4 separate regions of the Homo sapiens genome follow, and regions 2, 3 and 4 are each linked to region 1. Evidence: read pairs that join two places in POLR2A ChIA-PET (ENCODE). Cell type or tissue: endothelial cell of umbilical vein. All regions are shown on one strand. Links, peaks and the distances in the headings refer to the core of each region. The heading gives the core; the rest is flanking DNA. Region 1 overlaps NR2F2 (nuclear receptor subfamily 2 group F member 2). Region 2 overlaps NR2F2-AS1 (NR2F2 antisense RNA 1). Region 3 overlaps NR2F2-AS1 (NR2F2 antisense RNA 1). Region 4 has its middle 160 kb from the start of SPATA8-AS1.

What was found. Peaks named below come from ENCODE experiments on the same cell type or tissue, not always from the same donor. Only the 100,000 strongest peaks of a DNase experiment are listed, where the experiment ranks them.
Region 2: POLR2A ChIA-PET joins it to region 1 with 5 read pairs; 13 of 35 experiments call an interaction of 5 or more read pairs at or near these places.
Region 3: POLR2A ChIA-PET joins it to region 1 with 5 read pairs; 3 of 35 experiments call an interaction of 5 or more read pairs at or near these places.
Region 4: POLR2A ChIA-PET joins it to region 1 with 5 read pairs; 2 of 35 experiments call an interaction of 5 or more read pairs at or near these places.

Annotation. Positions count from the first base shown.
Region 1 is chr15:96,337,151-96,342,593 of GRCh38, reverse strand. NR2F2 (nuclear receptor subfamily 2 group F member 2) reads right to left here. Exons shown (of 3, transcript NM_021005.4): 3 at 2,336-5,246. The coding sequence ends at 4,972. Among named protein-coding and RNA genes, the nearest start is that of SCDAL, 3.0 kb to the left of the region's middle. RefSeq lists enhancers at 194-713, 714-1,234, 1,235-1,754 and a silencer at 1,500-1,794. In endothelial cell of umbilical vein, for the core only: no CTCF peak of the experiment used is centred there; DNase peaks (open chromatin) are centred at 2,543, 3,143 and 3,794; H3K4me3 peaks cover 4,000 bases; H3K27ac peaks cover 3,951 bases.
Region 2 is chr15:96,271,072-96,276,737 of GRCh38, reverse strand. All of the region lies in intron 2 of NR2F2-AS1 (NR2F2 antisense RNA 1), which reads left to right. It overlaps LOC124903584 (a long non-coding RNA gene), which reads right to left. Exons shown (of 2, transcript XR_007064801.1): 2 at 1,585-1,755. Among named protein-coding and RNA genes, the nearest start is that of NR2F2-AS1, 53 kb to the left of the region's middle. RefSeq lists an enhancer at 2,334-3,533. In endothelial cell of umbilical vein, for the core only: no CTCF peak of the experiment used is centred there; DNase peaks (open chromatin) are centred at 1,777 and 2,857; H3K27ac peaks cover 2,767 bases.
Region 3 is chr15:96,128,185-96,133,850 of GRCh38, reverse strand. NR2F2-AS1 (NR2F2 antisense RNA 1) reads left to right here. Exons shown (of 5, transcript NR_125738.1): 4 at 1,789-2,029. The region is part of intron 1 of LOC112268156 (a long non-coding RNA gene); the gene reads right to left. Among named protein-coding and RNA genes, the nearest start is that of NR2F2-AS1, 200 kb to the left of the region's middle. In endothelial cell of umbilical vein, for the core only: no CTCF peak of the experiment used is centred there; no DNase peak of the experiment used is centred there.
Region 4 is chr15:96,619,753-96,625,418 of GRCh38, reverse strand. No RefSeq gene overlaps it. Among named protein-coding and RNA genes, the nearest start is that of SPATA8-AS1, 160 kb to the left of the region's middle. In endothelial cell of umbilical vein, for the core only: no CTCF peak of the experiment used is centred there; no DNase peak of the experiment used is centred there.

The sequences.
Region 1 (5,443 bases), core at 1,444-5,443:
GAAAGATTCTCTCTTTCCCCTTTGGCTATGAAATAGGGTCTCCTTGTTGGGTTAGCACCTTGCTCAGCTTTTTACCGTGTGCTTGGGATAGAAAAAACAGAAGGAAAACGAGATAGAATTGGGGATGGAGATAGAGGTGGGGTGGGGAGCGGTTCTTAGCCCTCTGGTTCCTCCAGTAGTACTACTTCCCGGTCTTTCTTTACCATACAAAAAATAGCTTTCCCCTAAACCAACACAGTAAGCAAACTTTAAAAAACTGAGGTCCTATTACAAACCAACGCCCAGCACTAACTGCTTTAAAATTACTGCATAATTAGATTTAGTTGAATTTCACCATTAATTAGGCAGCCGCACTGCAGGGAGCCTTTGAAATCTGAGAAAATGGGAAAAATCATCTGAAGCACGTTTTTTAAGCCCAACTTCAATAAATCTTGACGAGGCCTGGAATTCAGAGAGTATCCCAGGCGGCTGAGGGAGAGGGTTGTCCAGGCCGGGGCTGGGGATGGAGCTGGACGTGGCGGGGCGATATCCCATCCGCCCGAGAAGGGAGCCTGGGCCCGGATCCACTATCTCTGCAGAGGCCCTCAGAAGACCCTCTCTAGGAGGCCAGGTCTGTCCCACGGCCGCCCTTGCCCACTCTCAAACCTATTAGAGAAAGAGGGTCCTCCGCTGCAGTCGCTCTCCTGCCAGGGGCACAGTCCACGCGGGCTCACACATTTCTAGGGTCTGCGACCACCCGCCTGGAACCGGCCCTCAGCCCCTGCTAGACCCTCCCACCCCCCAATCAACCCTCCGCCCGGAAAGCCTCCTTTCCCACAACTTGGGCGTGCAAAAGCAGCAAGTTCTGCCCAAGTCCAGCGGGGTTCGCATTCCGCCCTCCCCACCGCGCCCCAGCTCCGCTCGGGCCCGCGCAAACCCCGGCGCAGCCCCTGCATTAATGAGCGCGAGAACTGACCGAGGTCTGTAAAGACCGTCCTCTTCCCATCCCCCTATACCATTCAAACATTTAAGATCATTTGCGGATACAGACTTTTTATTTTTCTAATTTGGTTCTTGGAAGGAGAGGGGACAGGAAATCAACTCTCCTGAATATGGGAGGGGGAGGGGAGAAGGTACAGCGTTACCAATATTTTCCTTACGAATTCTGTTGCTTTAATTAAAGAACCGAGGACCGGACTCACTTGCCAGCAAGAGTTTAAAAAAGGGTTTTCTGCCTGCAGACGGAATGGCCTTTAGCGCCCCCCGCCCTCCTTTTTTTCTTTTTGGTAACCAATGTGTTTTCTATTACCCGGCCCTGCCGAGCCTGGCAGCCCGGCGCTCGCGGTGCAGTGGGAGACGCCATGTTGGCTCAGCTCATAGGACCAAGTCAAAAGCGAGATTCGAGGCAGAGTTTCACACGCTCGAGCTCCCCCTGACCGCCCCCCGCCCCCGCCCTCGCCCCCCCCGCCTGTCGCCGCTTAATGCACATCCCAGGAGTGCAGCTCCGCGCGCCCGGCACCCCGGACTTTCCCGGGGCGCTGGCGGAATTCTGCCGCACGTAAGTGGGGGCGGGGGCTGGGGGGCAGGCACTTTCCCGTAGCAGCTGCCAACTCCAGGCCCCCGTCCCTGCAGCCGGCTAGAGGCTAAGCCTCGGACGTCGCCCGCTAACTTTGAGCCCCAGCTCCTCGCGGCCCAGGGAGAGCTAATGGTGAAAGGCCGAGGCAGGGCGACCGCGAGCCGAGCGAGCAGGCTGGAATCCCCCCCGGGCTCAATCTTCCCCCAGGTTTGTTTGAAAGTGGCGAGAAGCAGCGAGCGCCCCTCTCTCTCCTTGCACTATTGTTGCATTTCGCGTCTAACTGGGTTCTCTCACACCCCCGAGCGCCACGAGGAGGAGGGGGAGCGGGGTTGGGAAAAGAAATAAAGCGAGCTCAGATCAGATGAAAAAAAAAAAAAAAAAAAAACCCAGCAAGGAAAAAGAGACACTTAAAGGGAAAGAGTCGCCATGTTTAGCAGCTTTTTTAAAGATCTCGTCAATTTCACACAGAACGCGCTCGCTGGGTCCCAGCCCTCGTCTTTTGTCCAATTCAGTCGCAGCAAAGATCTTTTGTTCTAACTCAGCGTGAAAAGAAAAACTTTCTTTAAATGCAATAAACTTAAACCGAACTCAAGACTCTAAACAGATCCTCCTCCGGCCACTCTAAACATATACAAGGGGGTTTGTTTTAACCGGTTGAAAAATTTTGGGTCCTGTTTTTCTGCCTCGCAGACCCCAAGCTCATTGCTTAAACTTAAGAGTGCGAGAGAGATTTCCAACGTCTAGAACACATGCTTAAAGCATAATAAAACAGGGATTGTCTTTTGCTTTGAAAATCATAAATTATAATTTAATGCCAATAATAATTTACAACAAATGGCTGTTTACAATAAACTAACACAAAACAAACAAGGAAAAGGGCCTGTGTTTTACTTATTAGAGAAACTTCACACACTCACATGGATAGCACTTGCAAGAGGAAGAAAATCAACAACAACCGACAAAACCTCGAACTAAAGGTCAGCAATACTGTGCCGTAAGAACATACTTGTATTTATATATGTATATATCTACAGAAATAAGTGAGAGTCAGATGGAGAACTCTGCACAAATCAGATTTTACTGGTCTGCATGTATTGACTGGATCTGAATATTAACGTTTAATACACTTTACAAAATTATCCCTGTTCTTTCACCTCCCTCACTAGTCCTCCCCCCCCCCCACCAATTAGAATTAAACCACAACATGATGAAGTACTGGCGGTGGGGGGGTGGGTTGGAAACCTTGAATAAGAACAAAATTGCAAGCTCCCAGCACCGAGCTTCCTCCAAACCAGGAAAAGAGAAAGAGGAAAAATGAAAAAAAGACTCCAAAAGAAATAGTTACTACTTCCAAATCAGCACACCCTGTAAAGTTTCCCTCCTTCCTTCTTTCTTTTTCTCTGTCCTGCTTTCTCTTCCTTAATTTGGCTTCTAAGGACAAAGGATCCCAAGAGCAGTACAGATTGTAGCCACACAATCTGAAATGTCAAAATGTCGATGTGTTTTTATGTACATAACTCCAATGGAAAAGATTCCCTTGACCCTGTGGTCATGCTCTCACAGACTGAAGGTAAAGGGGGGGAGGGGAGAGGGAAACCAACTGCAAGTTATCATATATACATTAAAAGTAGACCTTTCAGTCTTAGAACCTGTATCACTGAATTTGAAACTCTCTCAACAACCACGCTAGAGTAGAATCACAGAATATTTTAAAAAATCGTACCTACTTAAGGAAAAACTCACTGCAAACAACTGTCCTCTAGTTACAATGCTGTGATTAGCTTGCTTGAACGATCTTCTGAGTAACTGTCAGAAATGTACAAAAGAGTATTTTTTTCTGATCATAAAATAGATACTGATCTCAAGATTTCTAATACTTTTTCACAATACCTTCCCTAAGCAGGCACTTAAGTGTGACAAATATAAGGGCCTTTTTTTTTTTCCTGGAAAATCCATTTTTAATTAAAAGGAGGATTAGGTGAATGGGGGTGGTTTACTATATCAGTATGGCACTTCCTAAACCATAGATAAACCATTAACTTCAGCTCCCCCCCCAACACACACACACCCAAATTAAACAGGCAAATACAGTAGTCCACCTTTGAACAAACTGACTGAGGGGAGTAAACAAATGCCCCCCCCCACCACCCCCCGCCCGGCCAGCTAAGCGAGAGCTCACAGGGGCTCTTCTAGATGTAAAGACAGTGAGTGGGGACAGCCAGGTTTCAGATATCAAATAATATTTTAATTTCTGAATACTTTCAATTTTCCTTGGAATATAACACACAAAGACTCGACCAAACAGTTCAGTTATTATAACTTTTACAGTATACAGAAATGTTGCACTTAAAAAAAAAACCTTCAGTTTTTTTAAAACACAAACTGTAAACTCTAAGATACTGAATCAATCACGTTACCTATAAGTGCCAACAGTGTTATTTTTGTCATGCTGATTTCAATGGTATTTTTTAAAAAGGGAAAATATCAACAATTATAATACAAAGGGTTTGCAAATATACAAACAGATATAGGATTTTCATAACAATTCAAGAACTAAGCGGGACCCAATTCAAATTACAAAAGTTCACTTTTTATTCAAAACCTCAGCATGTGTCTTGGACACATTCCTTGGCTGCCAATAAATTCCACAGTTCATTCTCTTTCTTAAAATATTTTTTAAAAGCTAGGTTTGTCATGGTTTCTTTTGGGGAGGGGCAGGGTAGGGGAAGTTAAGTGTTATATGTGGTTCCTCCAGTTCTCTAATTAGAGTGCTCGACTTCACCTAAAAATTTTGGTCACCACTTGTAAGTGCGTTTCCATCATCTTTGAGTTGCCTTTTAAAGTTTTATGTCTTCCTATGGTATTTTCATGGACTCAGTTTTAATTCTTGCAGAACATATATTTTAATGATACACAGTTTTTAAGAAGCCAAGATTATATCAAAACTTATTATAGAACCACAGAATAAACTGGTTTGGAACCAGAAAAGTACAAAAAAGAACAGCTAGAGGTACATAGACACAGGACAATTAATAATTTGGAAAAAAAAAAGACTTACTTTCTCCATTCTGCTAATTGTCTCCCAATCTCCTTAAATGCACTTTTAGCAATATTTTTCAAAAATTTACCAAAAAAAGAAAAAGACTAATTTCCTTTTTATACAAAAATGATAAGTAGCAAGTTGTTCTGACCGACACAGGAGTTTTTTTTTTTTTTTAATGCATTCTGTAAAAGTTCATTTGACAGTCTTTTTTTTTTTTTTTGAAATTCACAGTCCATTAAATTCTTCCCCTCTCTTCTTTTAGCAAACTTGTAACATCCTTTTATATCCTTTCTTAACAGAAGGAAATTAAGCAAACAAACCAGTCTTTTGCCTTTTCTTTCTCTGTTTCACTCCCCCTTCTTATTTTATTTATTTATTGAATTGCCATATACGGCCAGTTAAAACTGCTGCCGGACAGTAACATATCCCGGATGAGGGTTTCGATGGGGGTTTTACCTACCAAACGGACGAAAAACAATTGCTCTATGACTGAGGAGGAGACGGTGCGGAGGGAAGGGAGGCGAAGCAAAAGCTTTCCGAATCTCGTCGGCTGGTTGGGGTACTGGCTCCTAACGTATTCTTCCAAAGCACACTGAGACTTTTCCTGCAAGCTTTCCACATGGGCTACATCAGAGAGACCACAGGCATCTGGAAGAAAGTTTAAAAACAGAAGAAGAAGAAGAAGAAAAAGAAGAAGAAGAAGAAGAAGAAGAATTCAGTCATCAGATTAAGAGGTTTGAATTGGGTCACATGAGGTGTGTGCACAGAGCTCTGTCAAACTGCCCCAACCGGAGTTGGAGCAAATGTCTATGTACTGAAAACTTAAGGGGGGGAGGCGGGGTGGG
Region 2 (5,666 bases), core at 679-4,678, 65 kb after region 1:
TATAATCTGGCATTGAAGTCAATGAAACATCTAAATCTTAAGTCTATATTTTCTAGTAACATTGACCCAGAAATGAGAAACACAATATGGAATGTTTGCTAATGAGTCATGAATTTCATTATAATTGCTTCCACATTCAGGATAGCTCCCTTAAAACCATCTAATCTTGACATATCCTGCAACAATCCCATGTGTTGTAAATGATTTTGTTTTATTTCTTAGGTTACTGCTAAGGGCTTATTTTCTGGTTCATTTCATTTTCTTAAAACCACACACACATGTGCATGTGCACACACACATTCAGACATACACACCTCACCTCAATTTCTATTTTTTTGAAATAAAATAATTATGAAATAAAAAGGAGCCCTAATCATTTGGTTTGAAAATAAAAATAAACACATTTAGGGAAAAAGTTGAAATACATTCCATTTTACAGCTCTAATTCAGGTCTCTGAGAATTAAAGCCAGAATTAAGCAATGCCTAGGCAAGCAGTAGTCTGTACCCTTTGGAGATTTAAGAACCTATATCAGAATGGACAGACACAACTGGCATTCAGTACTGTAATGATGGAAAATTAAATACAACTTTAAAAAACTGCTCACTTTAGAAAGTGATCTATTAGCGTTGTACGACTTCAGCACTTAAAGTGACTGATTCTAATTGCAGGATTTGGCCAGTAGCAAGCATTAAAGAGCTGCAGGATCTTGTATTTTATTTCTTTTGGGATATTTTAACTGGATTTTCTCTGGAATGAAGCTTTATCCTTGCCACACAAAAGATCGTGTGGAAGAAATTTCTCTGTTCGATGGAACGAGAGGTAATTATAGTTTCTTCTTCTTTGATTCATGATTCAATACGCCAGATCCTAAGAACATTCTTGCATTTATTCTCCCCTTCCTTTACTAAGTAAAACTCTATTTTTACAGCTCATGGATATTATCCTGAAGGACTAAAGATGGATGCCCTTCTCTAATGAGCTTTAGCAAGCAGAGAGGCACTCTTTTCCTGCACCTGGTTATTTTACTTTGTCCTTCAGAATCTCTCCGGGATAAACCGGTGGGTCTGTAGGATGAAGCTACCATGCCATACCTTGAGCCGAACTTATTTTACATAGGTTATCACAAAACTACAGGGACTTCTGGGCAGGTATACTTCTTAGATGTACCTACTAATGAGTTTGCAGTTTCCAGAAAAAGAAGGAAGCGTGTGGGAGAATGTCATTCATCTTTGAATTTGACTTTAGGTTTATGACATCTACAGGCTATTTCAGAATTTTCATTTGATTGACTACAGGAAACTAATTAATTGAATAGGATTGGAAACTGCAGCTCTTTATGCTAAAAGAGTGTTTTTTTTGGGGGGGGTGGGGGTTGAACTTACATGTTTAAGCAGTTTAAGACATATTGAAATTTTACCTTAATCTGCCGTATGGATTTTTTTGTTGGTGGCTTTCAGATCTCTCAGGTAGTAGAAGAATTGCCTACCATGTTTCAGAGTTTAGATGTGATCACCTACATTGTTATCCATGTAACCAACAATGGGATCTTGAACATGTAATTTAAAACTCCAGCGCTACTGTAAACGCTAGCCTTATTTATTTAAAACATCACTCTCTGAAACTGACATTATTTTCTTAATAGGACAACACTGGGTAGAAAGAAGTTTAAAGGCACTCTCTGACTTCTTGGTGAATTTTTCACTAACAGTTCCCCGTTGCTCATAATTGCATCCTCTCTTCCAAAACCTAGAATCTGCAGAAGAGAGCAGAAATACTTGTTATTGACCTGAATTAGGATAAAAAGAAGAGAGAAGATAAGATCATAGCTGTTGGCACTTTGTTTATGAAAACATCATTTCGAAAATATGCTTGAATCAGGCAAAAGTAATGCATCTCCTTCCTCTCCTAGCATATTTTAAATGCCAACCTAGCCAGACAAAAAGAATAGTGCCCCAAATTAGGGCATTTTCTTTCCTGTATGCTAGTGTAATATATGATAACATCATTTAATTATTATTTGTGACATTTCAACTACATTTTAGATATTATAGAAATATATGCAAATATATGTAAAAGTATAAACATAAAAATCAGAAAGTGTTTAAAAATTATCACATTTTATTTTGAAATAATATAGGACTCACTGAAGTTGTAAAAATAATTCGGAGAGATCCCCTGTACCCTTCACCCGGCTTTCCCCAAAGACAGCATTTCACATAACCACAGCACATTCTAAACATTAGGAAATTGATTCAATATTGTTAACTCAGTTAGAGGCTTTATTCAGGCTTCAGCAGTTTTACATGCACTCTTTTCTGGGGTGTATAATAACATGTAGAAATGCATAAAACACCAGCGTTAAGAAAGCATCTCTCACCAATGAATATTGATGATATGCAAGATTCTCAGACAATGTGGTTTTACGCATCTTGTGATTGACTAAAAGAGAAGTAGAGCTGGTTGCATTTAGGAAGGTCCTTTATACCTAATTGCTTTAGCCATACGTTAATTAACTAATCAATTAATCAATCCGAATCAAGTGCCAACTATGAGCCAGCCTCTTTGATAAAGTGGAGACGCAAAGATGGAGGCATGGATTATACTCGCGAAGAACTCACAGGAGGAGATAGAAAATCAAATCAACAATTACAACACGTAGCTGCATACCATAACACAAATGAAACACACCAATATGACTAAGCACCTAAAAGTGCCCTGCACTGTATCAGGCATTAGGCATTAGGTGAATAAGATGCATGCTCTTCCTGTTCTGTGGAGCTCACTGCTGAGTGCAGGAGATAAGACCATTAATGAGCGATGACAGCAACGTGCTCTAACAGGGAGCTGTGGTTCGGCGTGGGTGGGTCCTAACCAGATCAGTGGGTCTAGGAAAGTGACTCAGGAGTGTGTCATGAGGTCAAGGCCAGCATCTCAAGACGCTCAGCATGACTACTTTATGGGTTCTTTGAACCAATCTCTGACTATTTTTCATGCAGACCCCGTAAAGCATCTTCTAGTTGTGCTATCGCATTTGAGCAGATGGCTTGCCGTCACGAGAGCAGTCAATGTTTCTCAGAACTGATTCAAAAGCTCTTTGAAGGCCGGACGTGGTGGCTAATGCCTGTAATATCAGCACTTTGGGAGGCCTAGGTGGGAGGATGGCTTGAGCTCAGGAGTTTGAGACCAGCCTGGGTGACACGGCGAAACCCCCTCTCTACAAAAAATACAAAAATTAGCTGGGCATGGTGGCATGCACCTGTGGTCCCAGCTACTCGGGAAGCTGAGGTGGGAGGATCAGTTGAGCCCAGGGGGTAAAGGCTGCAGTGACCACTGCACTCCAGCCTGGGTGACAGAGTGAGCCTCTGTCTCAAAAAAAAAAAAGCTCTTTGATATCATACCTGGTGTCAGATCTTCTCCATTCAATGCTGGCAGGCCTGGTGTTGGGCTCACATAAGACATGGGGTGAAGAGGGGTTTGCTTTCCCCCAGTGAAGGTGAAGTGTTTTCCTAGAGCATGGTTGGTTAGTTGGTGTTGGAAAAATATAACAGTTGTATTTTTCTTTCCTAACAAATTGAGGTTTCTTATTCAAAATGAGACAACACTATCACCCTCTAAGCTGCTGTGGGTCTTATCATCGGCCTTTCCTGCTTAGAACCCCTCAATTGCTTTACACTAGACTTAAGGTGGCATCCAAAATTCCTACCTAAGCATGTGGTCTACAAGGCCCTCTGTGATGTGGCTCTGCTCACCTATGTCTCATCACGTTCTGCTTTATCTCCAGGTCCTAGTGGTCCAAGCATGCTGGCCTGTTTATTATTTCTTTAACTTCCAAGCTGTTTCCTACTCCTGGACCTTTCCACATGTTTTTGGAAATGTTTTCATTTTTCCTGATACTTTTATCTATAACCTCATTCTTCAGGCTTCTATTGCAAGACCTTCTATGCTGAAGCACTTGTTTATATGAAGGCTTCACTGTAAGTTCCACTTTATTCTTACTTTTACTTTGTGTATTTATTATTGTATGCAATTTTCTATTCATTGGTGCGATTATATAATATTTATCTCTCCCATTAAACTGTAAGTTCCATGAGGGCCAGAATGATGTCATTTTTATGATTATCTCCTGAAGGCTCAATAAGCATTTGTTGAATGAATTATTGAATCAATGAAAACATGAATAAATGAAAGAAATAGTGACATATGCCCTTATTTCTTCTATGTTTAGGTAATGCTACACCTGAGATTTGGAAGTATCTATAGAGTGTTTTGGGATCATTTCTGGAGTTATTTCTTTCTCAAGTTCAGGCAGCAATCATTTTGCATAAAAATCATGGCTGGGCTGAGTGTGGTGGCTCATACTTGTAATCCCAGCAATTTGGGAGGCCGAGGTGGGCGGATCACCTGGGGATTGTGAGACCAGCCTGACCAACATGGAGAAAACCCGTCTCTACTAAAAATACAAAATTAGAAATTAGCCGGGTGTGGTGGCACATGCCTATAATCCCAGCTACTTGGGAGGCTGAGGCAGGTGAGGCAGGAAAATTGCTTGAACCCAGGAGGTGGAGGTTGCAGTGAACCCAGATAGCGCCATTGCACTCCAGCCTGGGGGACAAGAGCAAAACTCCGTCTCAAAAAAAAAAAAAAAAAAAATTCATGGCCGACATGATTCTGTGTACTTCAGTGGTTTCTGCTCTAGGTGTTTTATTGGTGAAGTTGTCATCTCAAGGCTACTCCAACAATGGGCAAACCGTAGGTTAGATGCCCACTGCTGACTGAAATGGTGGCCATTACTTTGCAAAGAATAGCCTAGAGCTGCTTTGCTAATCCCGGGGCTCTGAACGTGGCTCTTTGGTACACAGAGGGTCTTGAGCATGGGAGGTACCTTGGCAGACAGGTCTAGCACACAGTTTAAAATGTTTATATCTGCTGAATTCTAGATCCAAATCCTGTCTTCACTGGCTTCAAGAATCCTGTCTTCACTGGCTTCAAAACTGGGATGAAGGAGGCTCCTTAGTGGAGAGCAAAGCAAAGAGGTATTTGACACAGGGATAAAGGGATTGATAGAAGTCAGGGACTGTCTCCAGGGAGAAGTGATCTTTGAGCTGAATCTAGATTGGTGGTCAGGATTGAGTTACTCAGATGGACATACGTGACATGGTTTAAGAGTGGGCTGAGGGAATAGCAGTGCAAAGGCCTGAAGAGATGTTTAGTGAAAAGGCTCAACCAAATCTCTGGACATACAAAACCAACTAATGGACTGTGAGAAGAGTGGTAATCCCCCAGCCCTCGAATTTCAATTATGTAGATAATTGCTTCAATTTTGTGCCTGGTATGTACCCAGTCTAAGCATATGTTTATAATCTAACGTAGATTACTTAAATGTTGTTTGGTAGGTAATAATGCAGTGTGAATTTCAGTTTTTTGTTTGTTTGTTTGTTTATTTGAGACACAGTCTCCCTCTGTCACCCCCCAGGCTGGAGTGCAATGGCACGATCTCGGCTCACTATAACCTCCACCTCCCAGGTTCAAGCGATTCTCCTGCCTCAGCCTCTCGAGTAGCTGGGATTACAGGCATGTGCCACCATGCCCAGCTAATTTTTGTATTTTTTGGTAGAGACAGGGTTTTACCACCTTGGCCAGGCTGGTCTCGAACTCCTGACCTCA
Region 3 (5,666 bases), core at 779-4,778, 210 kb after region 1:
GAAATTGCTGGTGATGGTTTGGAGGGTATAGGGGAAGATGAAGAGTGTTTTCAATGTGAAAACTTAAGCCAGTGCTCTCTATATTGTTCAAATAGTGAGAGCAGGTTTAGCAGAGACAGTAATGTTAATGTCTTTGGGTCCGTAATAACAGCCCAGTAGGATAATAGGTCAAAGAACCGACATTCTCTGTGATAACAGGAAGGAAGGAGATCCAGACCATCCTGACTAACATGGCGAAACCCCGTCTCCACTAAAAATACAAAAATTAGCCTGGTGTGGTGGCATGCACCTGTAATCCCAGCTACTTGGGAGGCTGAGGCAGGAGAATCCTTTGAACCTGGGAGGCGGAGGTTGCAGTTAGCCGAGATTGTGCCATTGCACTCCAGCCTGGGCAACAAGAGCAAAACAGCATCTCAAAAAACAAAAAAACAGAAAAACAAAAAACAAATACAGAAACAAAAACCACTAGGCACGAAGACAGTTGCAAAGGTGAGGCCTGGAAAGAGGGTCTCATGAGTATTCGTGGATCCATTTGTTTCTGAGGCCCAATTGCTTTCTTGTAGTTGGATAACTATTTTGAGAATGAAGAAAAATTCTTTCCAATCCATTCCCATTTTGTCAATTTAGTTCAAGATAGGGTTGTTCCTATTTTGAGAGAATTGTTCTTCACTGTGCCACATGTAATCCTTTACCTGGAGTGCCTTCCCTCTCTTGACTTCTTACTGACTCCGTGATCCTGTGCAGGGAGGGCGCAGTGTGTATTCTCATGCTTGCATTTACATGGGCTCTGATTTTTTTCTTTTTTTCTACATATGTGGCATGGATAATTTGATAGAGAATCTAATATTTTTACAATAAGATAATACTGAATCTATCTTTAATCTGAATCTTTGCTCAATAAGAACATATGAGAGTTGCAAAAAAAAAATGTTAAAAAAGATGGAAGACCTAAATCCACCTTGAAGCATAAACAGTGGTGTTACTTTAAGAAAAGCACGTGGCAGCCCTAATAACGTCTGTAATAGTATAGAAAAGCACCTCCACGTCTCATTCTTTTAGACAATATGGTCCAGTGGGAAAAGTTTTGGCTCTAAAGAATACTATTCTCTAGCTTCGTGATATGTTCATTCCACTGTTCTTGATCTCAATCGGAGGTTCTGCATAATGGAATTCATAATTTTGTTCTATCAAACCTGCAAAACAGTACCAGCACCTATAGATAGCATGTTGTAGAAAATGGCAAGAATATGTATAAAAATGGAAATGGATCCTAACCATCTCACCTTACTTGCTCCTAGAGAAGTCCAACAGGTGAGTTGGAATAATTTATTTTTTCTTCCCCAGTCATACAGGACTAGTTACAATGGATGCACTTTTCTGTTTTGTCCAATAGTAAACAATCTGAAATGTAACTTAAAATACAGTTTTCCTATAAATTATAAAAAGTTCTGAGAAAAACTCATTTATCTAATGGTCACTGGATATCCAACACTGTGCTGTCAAGGGTTTCCTTAGCAAGAGGTGATCAAATCAGGAAGATAAACCAAGTAGAAGTGAAACCACTTTTGACCAAAACCTGTGTCTAACTGTATATAAGATGTTGATCAGGATGTGTTTGGCAGCCAATAGAAATGTTAATTCAGCTGGTTTAAATGATTAGGACTTTTATTATCTAATATAATAAAGTTTGGAGGTAGGACGGTAAGTATCTCTGAGTGTGGCTTCTTCAGCAGTTCAATGGCATAATCAAAAATTGAAGACTTTTTTTTCTGCTCTGTTATTCTCAAGGTGATGGTCTTGTTTTCCCAAGCTGCTACAGAGCTTCTGCAGCTCCAAGCATGACCACTATATTTGGCTGCTTAAAAGCATAACAAGGGCAGAAATCATAAAGGCTTTGCCCAGAGGGCCTTGATTGTCCTTGCCTTCTTGTCCTTTGGTGAGAACTTCATTGGTGGTGGCTCCAAAAATCAGGAGACTTTCTGTGATGAATTCACCATAAGAACGTGGGACCCAGCCTCCCTTGAAGGACGTAAGTACCCAATATCTGAAGAAAATTGAGGTTTTTTTTTTGTTTTTTGTTTGTTTGTTTGTTTTTTGAGACGGAGTCTTGCTCTGTCACCCAGGCTGGAGTGCAGTGGCGTGATCTCGGCTCACTGCAACCTCTGTCTCCCAAGTTCAAGCGATTCTCCAGTCTCAGCCTCCTGAGTAGCTGGGATTACAGGCATGTGCTACCACTCCCAGCTAATTTTTATTTTTAGTAGAGATGGGGGTTTCACCATGTTGGCCAGGCTGGTCTTGAACTCCTGATCTCAGGTGATCCACCCACCTCGGCCTCCCAAAGTGCTGGGATTACGGGTGTGAGCCACCATGCCCAGCCCCTCCTGGCTTTTGTATAATTGCGTTTGATTCAGCTATAGGGTCTTGTATGATATTGTTTATACAAGTCAGCTGCTTGGTTCCATTTTTCTTTTCTGTTCTCCATTTGGTTGGTTTTATAATGTACAAATTCACATCCAGAGTGTATATATTTTTTCATCTAGTAAATGGATAAACTTATTGTGAGATTTTATTAGACTTTTTTGAAACTTCCAAAAATTTTCAATTGCATTTACTGCTTAAAGGAATAATTTGAGATATAACTCAAATCAGGAAGTACTCTATTTAAGAGAGATTCATATTAAATATTTTTGGTAATGCTTCATAAGGGAAATGTAAAATTCTACTTGATTTAAATAGTATTTGTTACCTTTCAATTTTCTCAGCTGCACTTTCTCAGTTTACACTCTAATCTTTTACCTGGACAATTCCAGTTGCTTCCTAACTGTGCAATGTACACATCCTGTTGCTGACCATGGGAACTCTCTAAAGCACAAATATGATGCTCTCTTCCTGTTTGAACTTTCAATCGAGGTTACTTGCAAAATCAGCTTCATGGTTCTTGGTCTAATGCCTGAGACCCTGGCTGACCTTGCAACTACCTTCCTTTACAGCTTCAAAAGTTGCTACCTCAAAAAAACCCTCCAAGTTTTGGAAAAGTACTTTAAGGATTAACCTATTGTAGGCATGAGGAGTTGTCTGTGGTTCCCCAAACATCCCATGTTCTTTCAAGTTTCCATGCATTTGCACGTTCTGATACTACTGTCTGGATTATGATTTTCTACCTATCCTGCCTTATAGGAGAATTTATGTATTTCTCAAAATGCAAATGTTCTCTCCTCAATGAAGACGTGCTAAAACTCGTCTTTAGCCCATTTCCAAGTAGCCAGCAGTTAATACTTTTGTAACACTGTGCATGTATTTCTAGTACAGGATCTAGATCTGTACATTGCATGTACCTTTAATATAAACTCTAACCCCCACATTAGATGAGACTTCGTTGTCAGGGCCTAAGGCATGAGAAAGAGAACTGGTTAGCAGGCTGTCAGTAGGAGATAGAAAGCTAAGCAGGGTAGTTCTTCTTTGTGACTTTTGAAGACACTGGACAAGTAGATCTGATGAAGATAGACTTGGGTTCAAACCATGGATTGAGCATCATGCATTTCACTCACATTATCACTTTTACAAAATGCCCATATCATATGATGGGTATTTCACTCATATATCTCAGAAAAATCTATTCTATGGTTTGTGGAGGTAATAACTGTTTTAGAAGCAGAATTTTAATGCAAAATTGATAAATTCTTGTATGCAAATGGTAATATTTAAAGAATTTCCACCATTCTCCACACATTACTGGGACTGGATAATTATCTGAAAGGCAGATTCTGGTTTTGAAGGTCTAGACAACAGCATAGTAGACTTTCTTTTTAGTGCTTACTTTGATTATCATTGGCTATCTAACATTAATGTAAATAAGAAATATAAAAAATGAGAAAACATGTTTGTTTTATTTTAGGGGTAACTGAAAGTATCTTTTGAAAGGGCAGTTTAAATATTCCCAACCTTTATATTATTAAAATACACTGTGGTGTCTTTCTCTTTATACTCTGAGCTTGTTGGTAGCAAACCCATTTATCTTTATTGTCTTCCTAACCTATAGTATACTGGCTTGCATTTATTATCCTTCTGATATGAGTGTTTCTGGATCCCACAAAAACATAGGTTGAGGTAGTTTTGGGAGACAATTAAGCAAACGAAGCACACCTCTTCTGCTGGGCTGCAGTTGGATGATCCCAGCTCATGCATTTGGGGAGCTGGTGTAGTGATACAAATTTTAGAGCCAGAATGCAGGGTTTGAATTCCAGCTCCGTTACTTACCAGTATGTGCTACCAGGAAAGTCATGTAACCTCTTTTTGCCCTGATTTTGTCTACCATTAAGTAGGGATAATACCAATTACTATCTCTAAGAATCTTGAGAAGATTACATGTGTTAATACATGTAAGGTGCTTGGAACAATGTCTGACACATCATAAATATCATCGAAGTGTCAGCTCTCACTTTATTGGTTTCAAGTCTTCACAGTCAGCCTCCTTTGTCCTAAGGTCATGCTACATTTTGTATAAATGTTTCTTATGGGACAAAATGCTCCTGTCTGTTTAGGAGTGTGGGTGTGAGTGTTTAAAGACACTGATGACTTTTGCCCTATAATGGAAATTCTCTGCACCAAAAGAGCCAGAAGATTGCATTATACATTTATAAATTCACATCAAGTAAAAACAGAGAGGGAGATGGATCCCAAAGGACATATTATCAGAATCGGGCTCCAGATGGAGAATTTATGTGATTTGATATAAGTTTAAATACAGAGTTGTTTTACTCCAAAGCTTAAGAGGAAGGAATCGTTGTGGTCATTGCTAGTTATATTAATGGAAGGAGTCTTCCCCATTTTTAAAACTTAAGTGATGGTAACTATTGGCAGAATTTGTCATTCATCTCAACCAGGTTTCTAACTCTTACTCTTAAATTCCCTCTTTTAATATTTATTTTTTAAAGTTTTTATTATGCATAAAATCTATTTTTTAATAAGTTGAAAAGAATTGGAGTGGGAGGAAATCAGAGCTGTCATGAGAACTGGAGAAAATGGGTGTGGGGAGGGGAATCTGTAGAGCACAGGTGCCAGGTGTCCTGTGGATCTCGGCCACAGCCATCCGCCCATCAACTCTCCTGTATTGTTTCTGACTAATGGAGCAACCTATTCACTTTTTTTTAATCATATGAGAAAAAGGATGCATGGAAATTCCACAATCAGTGTCATTGAGGTCAGACGATAAGCAACTTTAAGTTTAATGAGAAACTTCTACATCAGAGGCTTTATTTAATTTGTTTTGTTATTTTGTCTTACTGTGGCTTCAGAATTTCACCCAGGAAATGTATGGAAGGTTTAACAATACCATGTTAAATCAGTAGATCTACATGATCTTTTCAGTGGAATAGAAGAAATATGATCAGGACTTGGTGGCCCTAAATTAACTTGTTTAAAAACAGGATTCTCAATTTGGTTATGAATTTTCTTACCTCCAGTGATGTGCTGGGAAGCGTTTAACAACTGACACTTTGGAATAAAGCCCTGATTTATGCTGTGGGCTTATTTCCTTTTGGTGATATTCCCACCATAGCCAATTTTGACCTACCAGTGTGATGATACCAAATGAAGAGTTAAAAGAGAGGTACACAGTGGGCTCTTGAGAGCCTGTTGAACATGGCAACTACACAACACAACTCTGT
Region 4 (5,666 bases), core at 673-4,672, 280 kb before region 1:
ATAATCCAAGGAATGTGATCTGATTACCGGTGCCTCATGGTTCCCTTGTATTACGTCCTCTGACTCTTACAACAGTCTTATGAGAAAATAAGTGTCTTTAGTCTGATGTTCACACACAAAAAAAAAAACCTACAGAAAGTTTAAGTTTCTCCCCCACCATCCTATTAGAGAATTTTTTGTTTTATTAGAAGCACATCCTCTTCTTTGCAATTTTTCTTGCTCTTGTCGTCCAAGGAATCCTGGTGGTATTAGAAGCCTGGGAAGAAGCCATACTTAGGCCTAATGACAGAGGAAGGAAAGAAAACAGAACAGAACAAAGTCAGAGCCAAGAGTTTCCATGTCTGGTAGTGAGTGGAGTCTTCAGTACCGACATGGTCCTGGCAGGGGCTGAGGGTCCTTGCTTTCCTGGTTCTTCTAACCTGGAAGGTTCCTCATTATTTCATGACTGCACTACAACCAAACTTCAGCCCGCATCCCTGAAAGAACAGGGGACTGCAGGGAATGGTGGTCTCTCATGTTCTGTGCTGTTTCCATGTTCCTTTTGCATGCCCTGTTGGTTGGTTAGATAGGAAATCCAAATCAAAAGCCACCTTGTACCTGTAGAAGTTGGCATTCTGGCCAGTTTGGAAGTTATGCCAACCCTCTGTGAACTGGCTTAGTGAAACTTCCCAGGTTAATAACTGCTCAAGCTTGGGCTTAAAAAGGTGTCTAGAAAGCATTTCTAGCCACACAAATCTACACTATGAATTCCTACTATCTTATGTAACCAGCTACAGGGAAAAATCCCAACATTAAAAGCTCTTTTTAATGTCCTACCAAACACAGTTTGATTGGAAGTTTCTTGAGTCCAGCTCTATGGATATTTATCCACGAACTTCTATTCCCTAGAACAACAACCAGAATAAAACTGAAGTTGAAGTAAAGCATTTTCTGTTTTTGCAGCCCTCTGGCTCTTTTGACACTTAAATTATAACAAAATAAGACAATTTTAAAGTAATATGTGTGACTCACTATAAATGTGATGATGTGTGCTTCAGTTTTTTTAATGTTTATTATTCATTCTTTCATATAAAACTACTTAATATGGAAAACCAAACATCGTATGTTCTCACTTAGAAGCGGGAGCTAAGCTATGAGGATGCAAAGATATAAGAATGATATAATGGACTTTGGGGACTTGGGGGTTAAGGTTGGGAGGGGGCTGATGGATATAAGACTACATATTAGGTACAACGTACACTGCTCAGAAATTACCACTAAAGAACTTATTCATGTAACCAAAAACCACCTGTACTTCAAAAATTATTGATATTAAAATTAAAATTAAAAAAATTAAAAACCTATTTACAAACCCAATGCTATCTTGCATTCGAAAATATTATATATTAAACAAAATAAATTTTGATAAAAGCTATTTTCTCATCTTTATAATAATATATTTACTGTTGTGTTATTTTATGAATGATACTATTTTAATAAAGTTATTTGCATTCTGCCAAAAAAAAAAAAGCCACTAAGTGAACAACTTCTATATGTTAAGTGCACGCTGGATGTCAGGATTTATTGTTCAACTCTCTTTGGCTCCATGGTATTTTCTGGCATAGAATTTCTATTAAGGTAAACTATGGGGGTGGTAAGAAACTGATTTGATGCAGGCGGTTTTTCCATAATGACACCTATCTTGATAATTCCCAATGTTCAGATTTTAGGCTTGTGGGCAAATACTCAGTTTTCTGGGCTCCATTAAAAGATTTATTTTTAGGTTGGAGGAAATGAGGAATTTTTATAGACATAGAAGTTGTAGGGAGCTTTGTTTTATTTGTGGCGAAAATATCATGCTGAAAAAAATATAGTGGCCAATACTTATCAAAAGAAAGAGAACTGATGAGAAAAATAATATAGAAAGAACCTGCATTTCTATATTATCCAAGCAATAATTTAAGATAGAGAACATATTCAGTGCTTCCCATGATTTTTCATTATCTTACAAAGTTTAAAGATAATTTCTTCATATCTTAAATGTTGATTATAACATTTAACTCCTTTTTCTCTCAATTTTGACAGATATACAATTGCACATCATCATGTTGAAACAGTATTTTAATGTACAACTAAACATACTTCATTTAATGGCTAAGGAAATAAAATCTAGAAAATTTACAGATAAACTAGTATTACAAGTCCAATAATTCACTCACAATGGATTCTCAAGAGAGAGTGATACAAAATGAACATTATGCACTATCTTATCTTTATTTACATTTGTCAGTTTTGCTGTGCACATGACCTGAACACTTTTTGCCCCTAAGAAGCATTTGTTACCTTCTCACTTGGAAGATCAGTGACTTTTGCCCCTTCTGACCATCACCCTTTCCCCGCAAAAGGGAACTGAACTCGGAAATTCACCTTTCTAATTAATACAGACAGTTGCATGGTTTTAATAATAGTCTTCACATCTCTCTACTTGTCTGGAAGCCTCCAGAGGGCGGAACATAACAGTTATGGTTTCTATCGCCCCTGTTTTCATTCCACCTGGTGGTGCTTAGTAGAAGCTCCATGATGGCTGTCAACAATTGAATACATTTTATCAAACATTTTATATTAAATCGAGCTGAACTTTTAAAAGCCTGGGAGTTGCTATGACGTAGGAGTCAGAGGCTTGGGCTTACAGAACAGACTTACTTTCAAATCCACAAAATATCTAATCTTAGTTGTGAGACCCAGAATTAGGAGACATGACTTCAATCTCACTAAGCTTGTTTCCTCATCTGCAAGCAGGGAATAATACGGATCGTCGTGGGGATGAAATTAACTCAGATAAAGTGCTTAGCATAAAAGTTACTTAGTTACTTACTTTAACTCTTACTGTTATCATGATTAAATAACTTCTCCAATATTGTTTTAGATAATTGCATTTTAATGAATGTCCTTGGCTTTGGATAGCTTTGTAAAGCATTTTCAAATCCAAGTTCTGGAAATAACATGTCACCCTTTTTTTTCCCTTCCAGATTATACTTAGTAGTCACCTAAGAAAAGAACTAATCAGCTATTTGAGTCATGATATATAGCAATTCGTATAATCCAGGAATCTCTTATTCTAGGAATTAAATATAATATTTATTTTCTGAACTCTTTGCTTTTTAAACCATTCTTATATTTTAGTTGTTAATTGCATTAAAATTTAAAATTTTTGAATCATTACAGTGATGGCTAAAACTACACAACTAAAATAGTCAGAATATTTATTTGTAGAAACCTGGCGATTAACTTCCTGGAAGATATTTATATAGAAAAAAATTATGTGTTTTATTCCAAAAGAAAACAGAACAACAAATGAAAAGTCTTTAATGGGATGTTATTTACATGCTCTTTTTTCTGTCTACTTTTTCAAAACAAATGTCCCTATTATATGAATTAGCCCATCAACGTTAGCATAGGCAGATAAATAAAATGTATGCAAATACCAAAGATGGGTTGGGAAGTCCTTTGGACTGCTCTTCTTTTTTTTTTTTTTTTTTATTGAGACGGAGCTCACTCTGTCGCCCAGGCTGGAGTGCAGTGTTACCATCTCGGCTCACTGCAACCTCCGCCTCCCTGGTTCAAGGGATACTCCTGCCTGGAACCTCCGCCTCCCTGGTTCAAGGGATACTCCTGCCTCAGACTCTCAAGTAGCAGGGACTACAGGTGCACGCCACCACACCTGGCTAATTTTTGTATTTTTAGTAGAGACAAGGTTTCACCATGTTGGACAGGATGGTCTCGATCTCTGGACCTCGTGATCCGCCCGTCTCAGCCTCCCAAAGGGCTGGGATTACAGGCTTGAGTCATTGTGCCAGCCCTAGACTGCTCTTCTACTATGAAACCTCTCAAAAGGCCATTCATCTAAACTGCCTCATCCACAATATTCTCAATGACAGGACAGAACAATACCATCCTAGTACTCACCAAAGCTAATAGTTTGACAGTACTCACATTTTATTGATTTCCTGGATTCTTCTGTTTGGGGAATGAAATGCTACTGACCTAAGTAGGTATTTTCCATCCAGGCATATGACAGACAGCTACTGTAGACAACATCTCAAAAGAGGACTATTTTAAAATACACCCACCTGAAAAGTACAGGTCACCAAAGTGTATTTCAACTGTAGGTTCTTTACCAAATGTGCATTTTTAATTCCTTCCCCCCAAAAAACACATTTTAGCTTTTCTATCTTTTCTATCAGATGTAGAATGAATATAATAGTAGCATCTATCCTTGAAGGATTTTTGTGAGACTTAAATAAAATAATCCTTGGAAAGTACTTATTCCAGTGCCTCGACCATTGTAAGCATTCTGTAAATATTTTCTATTTTTAAATGTTACTATTTTATAATGAATCTAAATATCCAATTTCAGAGTAGTAACATATTAGTTTGAATAAATGAATTATAGACAATAACACTGATAGAGAATTTTTGTTACTTTTAAAAGATTATAAAATTTTGAAATAGAATTAAAGCTCCTGTCTAACTAGAATTACATGGTACACAGTTATTTTTTAAAGCCATCTTGGTTTTCCCCTGAAAAAAAAAATCACTTTAATTTTTATGTAAATATATGAAATTGTGTGAATAAATAATATGTGAAAATCAGAGAGACTGAGGAAATGATTGACATCTGGATTACTAACCCATTTTCATCATAACTTTGGAAAGATTATCAGAGGTATAACATAGGAGGGCAGCTCATAACTTTCTCAAGAAATTAGGACAGTGAAAATGATCTCAAATTATTACAAGAGATTTGAATATATTCGTGCTGACCTCTTATCAACAGCATTATTTGGGAACAAAGCAAACCACTAGGAATTGAATCTTCAATCTTTCTCTCTTTCTCTCTTTTTCACTAAAGGATACTATAAACAAGAATTTGTGTTCATTTACACAGTACTGAAAGCAAGAGATGGGGAAGAAATGTTGGAATAATCTCGCTTTTTAATATATGTGTTCAAATGGGGAATGTTTATGATTCTACCAAAAGGAGTACCAAGTAAATGATGCAACAGTGCTGTGAAAACTTTAACTCAGCTTTCTGACCATTTGATTTATTTATTTTCTGACCATTATAATTTATTCTCTAAACAAGATCTAGCTAAAAAATAAGAAAAAAAGAACATCCAAGTAAAAGATTTGTGTTATGATGGTTAAAAAAGAGCAGAATTAGAATCAAGCCAACACTTTCAAAGAGTGGGACATTCTGCAGACACACTGGTCCATTCTGTTGAACAAGTCATGGTCACGGGACAGGAGATGTGCTGAACTGAAAGAGATTCGCAGGCATAGCAGCCAGTTTCAATGTGGGCTCTGCAATGTACCTTGTAAAAGATATGTAGGTTTAATAATGGAAGCCAAGCACAGCCTGAATATCAGTGGATGAACATTTACTGAAATGGATACATGTAGATCATTGGCTGGAAAAAGCAGATTGCAAGAACTGTGTGTATAGTACGATCTCATTTTACTAAAAATACGTGCACAGTGAAAGATCCAGCAGATGCATAAACTGATAACTGTAGCGTTGTCTGTAATCATAAAAGAATTTTTTTAAAAGAACCCTTCTGATTTTCTATTTACCCTGCTAAAAGAGCACTGGGAATTGTTGTGTGTGTGTGTGTTTCATAACTAAA